Linked DNA regions of Homo sapiens: region 1 is linked to region 2. A link is an interaction called in ENCODE POLR2A ChIA-PET data of the cell type or tissue named here. Cell type or tissue: A673. All regions are shown on one strand. Links, peaks and the distances in the headings refer to the core of each region. The heading gives the core; the rest is flanking DNA.

Evidence for each region. Peaks named below come from ENCODE experiments on the same cell type or tissue, not always from the same donor. Only the 100,000 strongest peaks of a DNase experiment are listed, where the experiment ranks them.
Region 1: POLR2A ChIA-PET joins it to region 2 with 5 read pairs; 2 of 35 experiments call an interaction of 5 or more read pairs at or near these places.

The regions. Positions count from the first base shown.
Region 1 is chr7:16,142,079-16,147,467 of GRCh38, reverse strand. All of the region lies in intron 9 of CRPPA (CDP-L-ribitol pyrophosphorylase A), which reads left to right. Among named protein-coding and RNA genes, the nearest start is that of CRPPA-AS1, 66 kb to the left of the region's middle. In A673, for the core only: no CTCF peak of the experiment used is centred there; no DNase peak of the experiment used is centred there.
Region 2 is chr7:16,681,996-16,687,384 of GRCh38, reverse strand. It overlaps BZW2 (basic leucine zipper and W2 domains 2), which reads right to left. Exons shown (of 12, transcript NM_014038.3): 5 at 4,540-4,605; 6 at 1,345-1,480. Among named protein-coding and RNA genes, the nearest start is that of BZW2, 39 kb to the right of the region's middle. In A673, for the core only: no CTCF peak of the experiment used is centred there; a DNase peak (open chromatin) is centred at 2,304; H3K4me3 peaks cover 524 bases; H3K27ac peaks cover 1,607 bases.

The DNA.
Region 1 (5,389 bases), core at 244-5,243, 540 kb after region 2:
AGGATTTGTTTGTGACTGATAAGTTAAACTGAAGGTATTATAACCACACATAATTATATCAGGCTACTGATGGGAGATTTGATTTTGGGGGTTAATCCCTGGGAGTGTATAGAAGGGATAGAGGTAAAGCATGTGGCCTGCATCAGGGAAATGCGTTCCTTGAAGCCAGGGATTTTGCATCTTTGAAAGGTAAGGTGAGGGTATTAGTCCATCCTCATGTTGCTAATAAAGATATACCCAAGACTGAGTAATTTATAAAGGAAAGAGGTTTAATGGACTCACAGCTCTGCAGGGCTGGGGAGGCCTCACAATCATAGTGGAAGGCAAAGGAAGAGCAAAGGCACAACTTACATGGCAGCAGGCAGGCAAGAGAGCTTGTGCAGAGGAACTCCCATTTTCAAAACTACCAGATCTTTTCACTTTCACCCTGAAAATGAGTTCCTAAATGAGTTTCTTGCAGGCAGCGTAGAATTGGATCTTATTTTTAAAATCTGTGTAGCCCCTATGTCTTTTGATTAGATAATTTAATCTCTTTACACTTAAAGTTGTTACAGACTGGTAGGAACTTACTACTGCAATTTGTCTATTGTTTTCTGACTTGATTTGTAATTCCTTTGTTCCTCTCTCCCTGACTTGTCTTCCTTTGTGATCTGATGAGTTTTTATAGTGGTATGCTTGCCTTCCTTTTTCTTTATCTTTTGTGTGTCTATTATACATTTTATCTTTGTGATTACCATGAGGCTTACATAAAACATCTTATAGGTATAACAGTCTCTTTTAAGATAACATTTCGCTTTGGATTAATACAAAATTCTACACTTTTATACATCTTCTCATGCATTTTAGGTTATTGATGTTACAGTTTATATCTTTTATATATTGTATCCATTAACAAATTATTATAGCTATAGTTAATTTTAATATTTTTGTTTTTAACTGTATACTGTAGTTGAAAGTGATTTGTGTTATCACCATTACAATATTAATATTCTGAGTTTGATTATATACTTATCTTTACCAGTGAGTTTTATACTTTCATTTGTTTTTATCTTGCTAACTAGTGTCTTTTGTTTCAAGTTGGAGAACTCCCTTTAGCATTTCTTGTCAGGCAGGTCTAGTAGTGATGAACTTCCTCAGTTTTTATTTGTCTGGAAAGAACAAATAAAGAGATAAAGAGATAAAGGAAAGTCTTTATCTCTCCACTCTCGAATGACAGCTTTGCTGCATATAATATTTTTGGTTGGTAGGTTTTTTTTTTTTGGTTTGTTGGAGGTTTAAAAATTTATTTTCTCAGTACTTTGATTACATTTTCCCGTTTTCTCTTGGCTTGAAAGGTTTCTGCTGAGAAATCCAGTCATAGTCATATGGATGTTTGTATTTAACTACTCACTTTTCTCTTGCTGCTTTCAAAATTCTCTCATTGTCTTTGACTTCTCACAATTTGATGGTAATGTGACTGGGTGAAGACCTCTTAATTCCACTTACTTGAGGTTCTTTTTACATTGAAGAGCTGGATGTTCAATTCCCTTCCGAGACATTGGGAGTTTTCTGTCATTATTTCTTTGAAAAAGCTAATTACCATTTCTCATTCTCTGCTTCTTTTGGTGCTCCCTTAATGAATATGCTGCTTAATTTGATGATGTTTCATTAATCAAATTGGAAAAGAAAAAATCTTTTTCTTTTCTTTTTTTCCTGTGAGTAATTTTAAATGACTTGTCTTTGAGCTCACTGATTATTTCTTCTGCTGGAGTCTGCTGTTAAAGATCTCTGTTTGTTTATTTCAGGGATTATATTCTTCAGCTACAAGGTTTCTGTTTTTTTTTTTATGATAGTTTTTATTTATAAGTTAAACTTCTAATTCTCCTCATATCTTGTTTTCCTAGTTTTATTAAGTTGTTTATCCACATTCTCTTGTAGCTTATTGAGCTTTTTAAAGATTTTGAATTCTTTGTCAAGTCATTCATGAATTTTCATTTTGTTATCATTGGTTACTGAGGGTTTATTAATTTCTTTCGATGGTGTCATATTTGCCTCATTCTTCATGTTTTGTATAACCTTGCACTGGTGTTTGTGCTTTCATTTTTTATAGACTGTTTTCAGCAGGTACAGGCCTTCTCTAACCTGGTAGGACTGTTTCTGGAATTGTACTTGGGTGAGATGGAGTGGGGTCCTATGGTTGTGCCAGGTTCCTCACTCATATCTGCATTTGGCAGGCCTATTACTAGGGGCACAGATTAGTGTAGCTTCCTTCAGGTTTGTGAGCATGCTTCTGCCTGGGCATGTCCCTAAATAGGTAGAACTGCTTCCAGACTATGGTAGAACAGGGATGGAGCCTAGGTCACTATGCTGCTTCAGGGACAGCAGTCAGGTCTGAGGTTGGCAGGCCAATTCCTGGGGCACTTATGGTTTTGACTCCTGCTGGATAACTGGGTGGGTAGAACAGCCTCCTGGCCAAGATAAGCCTGGAGGCTTGTTCTACTTCAGAGGTTAAAGTTGGATCTGAGATTGGCACATCTGTTACCTGGAATGCCTATAGGTATCACTGCCGAGTCTGTCCCACAGAGTCTGGCCGAGCAACAGATGAAAGAAGTACACTGACACAGGTATTTTACCTGACAGCGCAGCTAGAGGACCACACTGCTTAGCTCTGCACTGTTGACGGGAGAGTCCAGCAGCCGCTGAGAGAGTGCAGCTGCTGAGAATGCAGCCCCCATCAGCCAGCCCCGCTCGCATTTATTTAGTACAGATTTAATGACAAAGGCTTGGAGCAAACACAATTTGTGGGGAATAAATATCATTGACTCCCCCCACCCAGTAGAGAGCAGTCCTGCATGTGAATGATCAAAGGTCGGTTTTAGGACAACTTGAGTAAACAAGCTATTTAGATAAACTCCTCTACATTCCATTGTACCTACGCCCTAAGCCCCAGGGTAAGAACAGCTGCCTTCAGCTCATCCTTCCCTGAAGCTTTGCAAAACCTTCTGGCCTTCCAAGAAGGCTTGCATCTTTCCCTAAAACTTTTTCTTACAACTTTTCCCACCACCCTGACTGAACTCCTGCATATGACTTCTCCCAGCTCCCTTGGGCATGTCTCTAGACAGGTAGGACTGCCTTGGACTGAAGTAGAATGGAGCTGGAAGTCAGGTCACAGTACTGCTTCAGGAACTTCAGTTGGGCCTAAGGTTTGCAGGCCCTGTTACTGCAGGCATGAATGGGCATGGCGCATCCCTGGATTTTTGGTGAAAGGGGCTCTTGGCAGGACTGGGGAGGAGTGGGGCTGGAGCCTGCTCCATACAGGAACAACATTGTTTCTATTCTGAAGCTGGTATCAAGGTCTGTGGGCTTGTCATCAATGTATAAGCCTGTCTTCTTAAAGCAGTCCTCCTGGGTCTTTGGCTCCACTAGAATTTCCTTCCCTCTACCTGAATTCCAAAGCTTTACATAGGCACTTTGGTCTGTAGATACCTGTCAAATATTTGTTTCTGTAGACGAATTCAGCGTGAGGACCTCCTGTTCCCCCATCTTGTTAATATACCCCTTCAAATGTTCTGGATTCTAATTCCGTTTTTTTGACATTACCCACCTTTCTTTTATTTTGTTGTTGTTTTTGTTGTGACCAATGTAGTTGAGGTGTTGGTTACCACTTGGCAGGACAACTGCCATACTTTTCCAGATGGTACCCCTCTAGAAGTGTCTTTTCTGAAAATTGCCCTGCATTTTACAGTTTAAACATCTAACCGTATCTTCTTATTCCATTGCTCTTTCCATTGCTAATGTGTTGTGCTACCATTGAGAGAGAGTGATACTTGGTACACTAGTGCTTTATACATAACTACAGAAACCAATATCTCCATCATTCCCCTGTCAGAGAGCAATAGACTTTATTAATATTTCTTCAGTCAGAATTAGGTATCCAGCATTTTAGGATTCCTTTGAGGAATGAGTAGCAGTTGTACAGGCAGTGACCTTGTTGGTACCTCATTCCAGGTGATCATAAACTGGTCTCTATGGATACTTATTATCCTACTTACCCTTGGCTTAAATACATCTCTTCATAGATTTCACTGCCTCCCTTTCTTTGCCCTGTATTTCCACTGACTTTAATATTGACATTGTTGTGCCAAAGGTAAGTTTTTTATTCCTTGAGTGTCTTGTGATAAACCTTTCCTGAATGGTGGAAATGTTCACCTTGTAAATCTCCAGAAACATATGGTCTCATCTCTTGTACTCTCAACTGCTTCACTCCCAGAGAGGAAAATTGTCTGCAGGTGAGGTTTTCTGTTTTTGTTTTATTTCTAAGATGTGATAATAATGGTGATGGTGGTAATGATTGTGATGCAGACTTTGGGTACTGCCTACTCTGTGCCAGGAACTGTTCTCAGTACCTTGTTTGCAATAACTCAGCCAAATACAAGACGATAAAATATATTTTTCTTTTTCCAACATTGTCAACTGTGAGCTTTGAATACAGTATAAAACTGCCAACCCTACCTAGTTACAAGTCTTTACTATAATTATTTTGTTCTTGATTTATTTCTGGCATTTATTATTCACCTTTAAATCATCTTGGTGAATTGTTATTACAAACTTTATTTGGACATGAAGAAAGTAAGTTATAGGTGAACTAGCATTGAGATTCATTACTCTTTGTGCCATTTATTTTATAACGCATTAGTGTTCTAAAAATGCAAAATTGATTAATACCTCATTAGAATTTAACACAGGACAGAATTTTAAATTATATATTATTCTCATGGGGAGAATTATTACAGATCTATACTACAGTTTAGGTGTTGCATTTTCAATAGGCTATGAAAGTGTCCAAATGAATTTAAAATAATAGTGTGTAAATACAAACCTAGGAAAACCCTTATCACAGATTTTACTTAAAGAAGTGGGAACTACTTTGGAAGATCTATTTGACCAAGAATAACTCAACATCTAAAAGTTTTATCAGCATTTATATTCAAATTACCAAGCAACTCAAATTGTAAATAAAGTTTTTCTCTTCCTGCACAATCTCTTTAATACAATAATGTAGAACTTTATTCTTGAAAGAGGAAACTGTTTCACATTAAGTGTGGTCCATTATTTAAATTAATGTACAAGTTAGGTGGGCAGAGAGAGGGAAGCAGAAAAAAATGATTGAGTACTAGGCTTAGTACCTAGGGGATGAAATAACGTACAACAAACCTCTGTGACACAAGTTTACCTATGTAACAAACCTGCACATGTAGCCCTGAACCTAAAATTAAAACTAAAGAAAAGAAGAAAATTATTTTGCTTTAGTTCAAATGTAGAAGCCAGTCCGTATCTGTGGCAGAGCTCTTAGATGCCCCTTTATATCCGTTCTTGTTTATGTCTCTTAGGTAACAGAACTTGTGGAGCT
Region 2 (5,389 bases), core at 135-5,134:
GTAAAAGATGGCAGAGTTTAAGGAAAAGCCATATAACAGAGGTACTATGTTACTTCCATAGCAAAGTTATTTTTCTCCTCACCACCCCCCAAACATTTTACTACAATAATTTCCAGACATACAGAAAAGTTGAACAAATTGAACAATGAACATTCACATGCCCACCATCTAGTTTCTATAACTAATATTTTGCCGTATTTGCTTTATCAGATATCTATCCACCTAATAACGTAATTTTTGGATATATTACAAAGGAAGTTACAGACATCACTTAGGTTTTTAAAAAAACTAGAAAGGCAATTATTTTCTGTTATGTTGGCTAGGATAATTTAAAATAATTAATGATTAACATTTATATTCTATGTTGACTTTCTGTGTGCAAAATGGCTAATAGCAAAAATAAGATGTGTGTTGTATTGTGAATTTTCTTCAGGGAAATACTTTAAAATGTCATAATACTAATAACATCTAACAATTACAGAGTCTGAATTGTCATAAATCTGAGTGATTTTAAGCTAAAAACTAGGAAGAGTCTCTGAATAAGACCAATTGACTCTCAATTTACTATTCTTTCCTTAGCTACAAGAAAACTATGACTCCTTTCTTTCACTATAGGCATGAATGAAGCTAGGACTTCATATATGTAGGAGGAAAACTTTAAGTTCTCAGAAGAAACAGATGTTCTCACAAAAGCTCTTTTAATTTATTTTTAAGGAAAAATAACTGTTTTGTGTTGCATTGTAATTTGACTATCATTATCCTCCTACAAGTAAACAGCCGACTTTTATTTTATTCTATAACCAAACCATGGTATGCATGCCTATCCAACCCTTAATGCCTTAAAATTAAAACAAGACTCCTTCTAATGCAGCAGACTTAAAATTGTTTTCTAAAACTGAGACAATGAGTATCTTAAAAAGTGCAATCAAAATGAATATCTGAGCATCAGTTTCTCTAGACCTTGAGAGGGGAACAGTTTTTGTTCTTATAATAGGGGTGAAAGTTAAAGGCTGCCATTTTGTGTCGAAGGGCAAAAAGATTACCAGATCGATTTCGGGGTATTTGACCTAGGCATCAAGTCTTCCATGAGATTTTAATTTGCTATTAGTCTTTCTTAATATGTCTTTGTACAGGTGTGCATATTTTTTCCTTCAAACTTCCTACAATTAACAAGTCCACTCCTTTTATTATTTGAAAGGCAATATACACCCATACAAAGATATTCTCTTAAATGAAGAATGAGTAATAGAGGACACCAAAAAGAGCCACTGGCATTTTTCTAACTATCTGTGACTTTATTTTTCTTTTGTTGTCTGACAGGCGAGAAAACAGGAGCCTCGTTACCTTCTTTGACTAAGCTGTCGGTGAAGAGACTGGTGAGGATGGTGGCGGGCAGGGTGCCATTGCCCAGCAGAATCCCCGACAGCATCGCCAACTTTGTCTGCTCTGTTTCGGAAAAGGCTTTAAGGAAGAGGAGAAGCTGTGGGTCAAAAAAAAAAAAAAAAAAAGAAAAAGAAAAAGAAAAAAAAAGGAACCATGTCTATGAAGCAAAGGACTGAAGTGGGAAGATAAACTGTGAACATCCATGGCTACGTGGCACACAAACAGAAGGTCATATGCAAAGCATAGTAATTCATTTCATGATAAACTGGATGCTGTGGAAAGTGACTTGAGCAGGCAGAGTTCCTTTCTTCTCAGTTAATTTACTCACAGCTGTAGATAACATTCATGGAAAGGAAAAGAGATATTTGGATGATATGTAAACAGATGGATTTATGTTTGACTATGTGCATGCAAGAGAGTTAAGTATACATGATGGACATGTTTTCTGAAATGTATTGTTTTTCAAGTTTTTCCACTTCCTTGGGCGACTACCTCTTCCCCTGCTACATGTACCCATTTTCTCTGAATAGAATTTGTACGGCAAAAACATAGAAACAAAAAAAAGCCCCACACAAACAAAAAAAAAAAACAGGAAAGAGTCGAAGTTAAGCTTTTGACATTTAATATATACTTTTCTGAGCTCACGGAATACAACAGTCTTCAAAACAAGACTGTTGAGGGAGAAAGGGGTTTTCTAGGTTCTTGATGTTTTTTTGGTAAACTTTTAGATTCTCTTGCCCCAGAGGCAGGGAACTAAAAAAGTAGCAACCCTAGAAAATTTGAATGTAAGCTCAAAGCAAATAAAACGAAAAACCCACTTCCTGTATTAAATTCTAAGAGTAGTCAGCCCTGTGGGATGCCCTTCTCTCTCCTGACTCTCCTCTGCTTTGTGCTTTGACTACATTCTACTGTTACTTTCTCCATTTCAGCAGTTATTAGGCTTGCCATGGAAATTCCTCAGGGGCCACTATCACCACAGGGGCCTTGCTGATTTTCCATTATTTTGCGCCAATGCAAAATTCACTGGCATTGATAGAGACTTAAGTGTCTCCACCCTGATGACATGATTATTCCACTAACTGTGTAGGGGATAAGAAAATATTAACTTACTATTCCCCAAGAATTGAAGGATTATTATATTATAGACTATTTACATTATGTGAAAGTGGCAGAACTGGAAACAAACCAGTCCATTTGCCTCTCAATTTATACCTATTAAATTCTCAACAAATTAAAAAGAAGTTAACATCTAAGTAAGTGCCAGGGAGTGAGGGAATGAGGGATTGAAAGGCTTAAGTTCCAAGGAGCATCAGAAATGGGGAAGAATGAAAGAACTAACATAAATATAGACAGTTCATGTCAATTTGTCCTTTTCCTCCATTATAAAAATAAATAACATTTAAACGAGAATAATAAAAATTAGCCTCTAAAATAAAATTTTAACACCACTTCTTTAAGCTCACACATATAACCATATTCATTTAAAATATACTTAATCACATAGAAATGGTACAAAAATTAGATCATCATAAAAATAATAACCACATTGCTCAATTATATTAATCAACATTAAAACATAATTACATGTATACACACATATTGTTTTTTACTGCATTATATGCTAATGATAGCTAAAACTTGTTGAGTGGACCAGACACTCTTCTGATCCCTTTATGTGTATTAATACCTACAACAGTCTCCATCTCCAATTACAGAAAAGAACACTAAGGTACAAAGATATTAAGTAATTTGCCCCAGGTCAAACTACTACCAAATGGTTGCTTTGCACCTCGCATTTCCACTTAATTTGTCATGGGCATTTTCCCTTATTAATACATGTAGTTATGCCTACAAGTATAAAAGACTGCATAGTATTCCACTGTATAGATAGATTGTAATTTAATTAAACAGTCTTCATCTCCCACCAATGAACATTTAGGCTATTTTTCAATACTGTGGTGACATCTTCATACATATAGCTTTATATATCCATGCTAATGGATTCTTATAAATTCATGACGGCTGGGTCATGGGTCATGTAAGAAACATTTCTTTTAATGACTATTGCCAAATTGCTCTTCAATATTATACACAGAACCACTTTGAACTGGGTGGGGTGGGGTGCAGTTAGGTGGGGAGGAGCGGGGAGAGTAAGTAAGTAGGGAAGAAGTAAGTATATGTTATGGTTACTTTTTTCACTTGGTTTTTTACTTTAGATAGTTATCTAAAATTGGAAGCAATGACAAAGTAACAAACAAATCTGAAACAAGTAAAGGTAGTGGGTGCCATATATAAATACAGGAGTTACAAATTGGAAGAGGGAACATGCAATTACTCAAAAGAGGACATCTTTAAGGAGATGCTACTGTGGATTTCACTGATGAGAAAGAGTATTGAGAATTACACCTATATACTCTATCTCCAAAGAGGTGCTTTTATTCCCTTTGCTAAACTGCATACAATTAAAGAATTTTGCTGAACATTAGCTGCTGTGCTACATTCTTCCATAGGCTTTAACTACTTAAATCACTTTATCTAGTTTTCATTTTAATCTCTGCAAGGTCAGAGGTTATAGCCCGTAAAACTATTCTTACTGAACAAAGCACACTGTCTTACATTAAATATTAATGGAAAAAGTCCAGAATAATCACATATTTCTTCCTATAGCTATTAGCTAATGATCTTTCATACTTATTTACCAAACATGTATTAAAAACTCACTATGTGTTTCACATACATGTTATTACATATATGGCACTTCTGCAATATCATTGTACATGTAAAATTTTATTTTATTTTATTTTTTGAGATGGAGTCTTGCTCTGTTGCCCAGGCTGGAGTGCAGTGGAGTGATCTCGGCTTACTGAAGCCTCTGCTGCCCAGGTTCAAGCAATTCTCCTGCCTCAGCCTCCCAGTTAGCTGGGATTACAGGTGCATGCCACCATGCCCGGGTAATTTTTGTGTTTTTAGTAGAGACAGGGTTTCAGCATCTTGGCCAGGCTGGTCTTAAACTCCTGACCTTGTGACCCACCCGTCTCGGCCTCCCAAAGTGCTGGGATTACAGGCGTGAGCCACCGTGTCCGGCCACTTATAAAATTTTTATCCACCCCCATGTCATTACTATAAAACAGATAGGCATTATATTTGAATTTTTACCTTTTTCATTTCATCTTCAAATGCCTTCTCCAAATACTTATATCTCCTGATGAGTTTATTGAAGACCTAAAAAAAAAACAACCATTAAATATTAGGTCAACCAAAAAGACACAGAAGTAGGTAATAGAAACTCACTATAATGACACCATAGATCTATAATAATAAAAGTGTATAGTTAAACAGGCTCACACTGTAATATAAGAACTATAAGCATTTCAAAGATGCTATCATGACCTAGGGGAACAAATATGATCAAAATGTACACGTAAGATAAAACAAATTCATTCAAGAATATAGCAGGTAGAAAAAAAAATTCGACGAAAATAAAATAAATGTGATTTTTAAACTGTGAGATGCAGAGACTAAAAATCACGGAAATGAAGGTGTTAAAGATATAACCACTTAGACAACGATGTGATGGGGAGGAGAGCAAAGTGCAGGACAGATTCTACTCTAGGTGGACAACAAACATGTTTCTAGCAGATGAGCAAAACGTGTTATAATTTACTGGCAATAAAGGATGACTGGCCCCTACAGTCCTGTTAGAACTCTGAAGCAAAGTTTGCAACTGTATTAGTAAGATTCTAGACAGTTTTCTAAGTGGAATGATGTTTTTATGTAAATGAGGATTTTGTAAATATTGGTTATTTTAATAACTGTGGAAATGATTTCTTAATCTAGTTCCTTTTTCTCCTACACACAGGCTATATTCCTACTTACAACTCTTGGTGTATTCGTTTCCTAATGTAATCAAGATGGAGTCCAAGAGTAAAAAATATGGTTGCCCTTTATGGAGAAAGAATGACTCAGGCAGGGAATTAACACACAATAAGAAAAAGAAATAAATTGC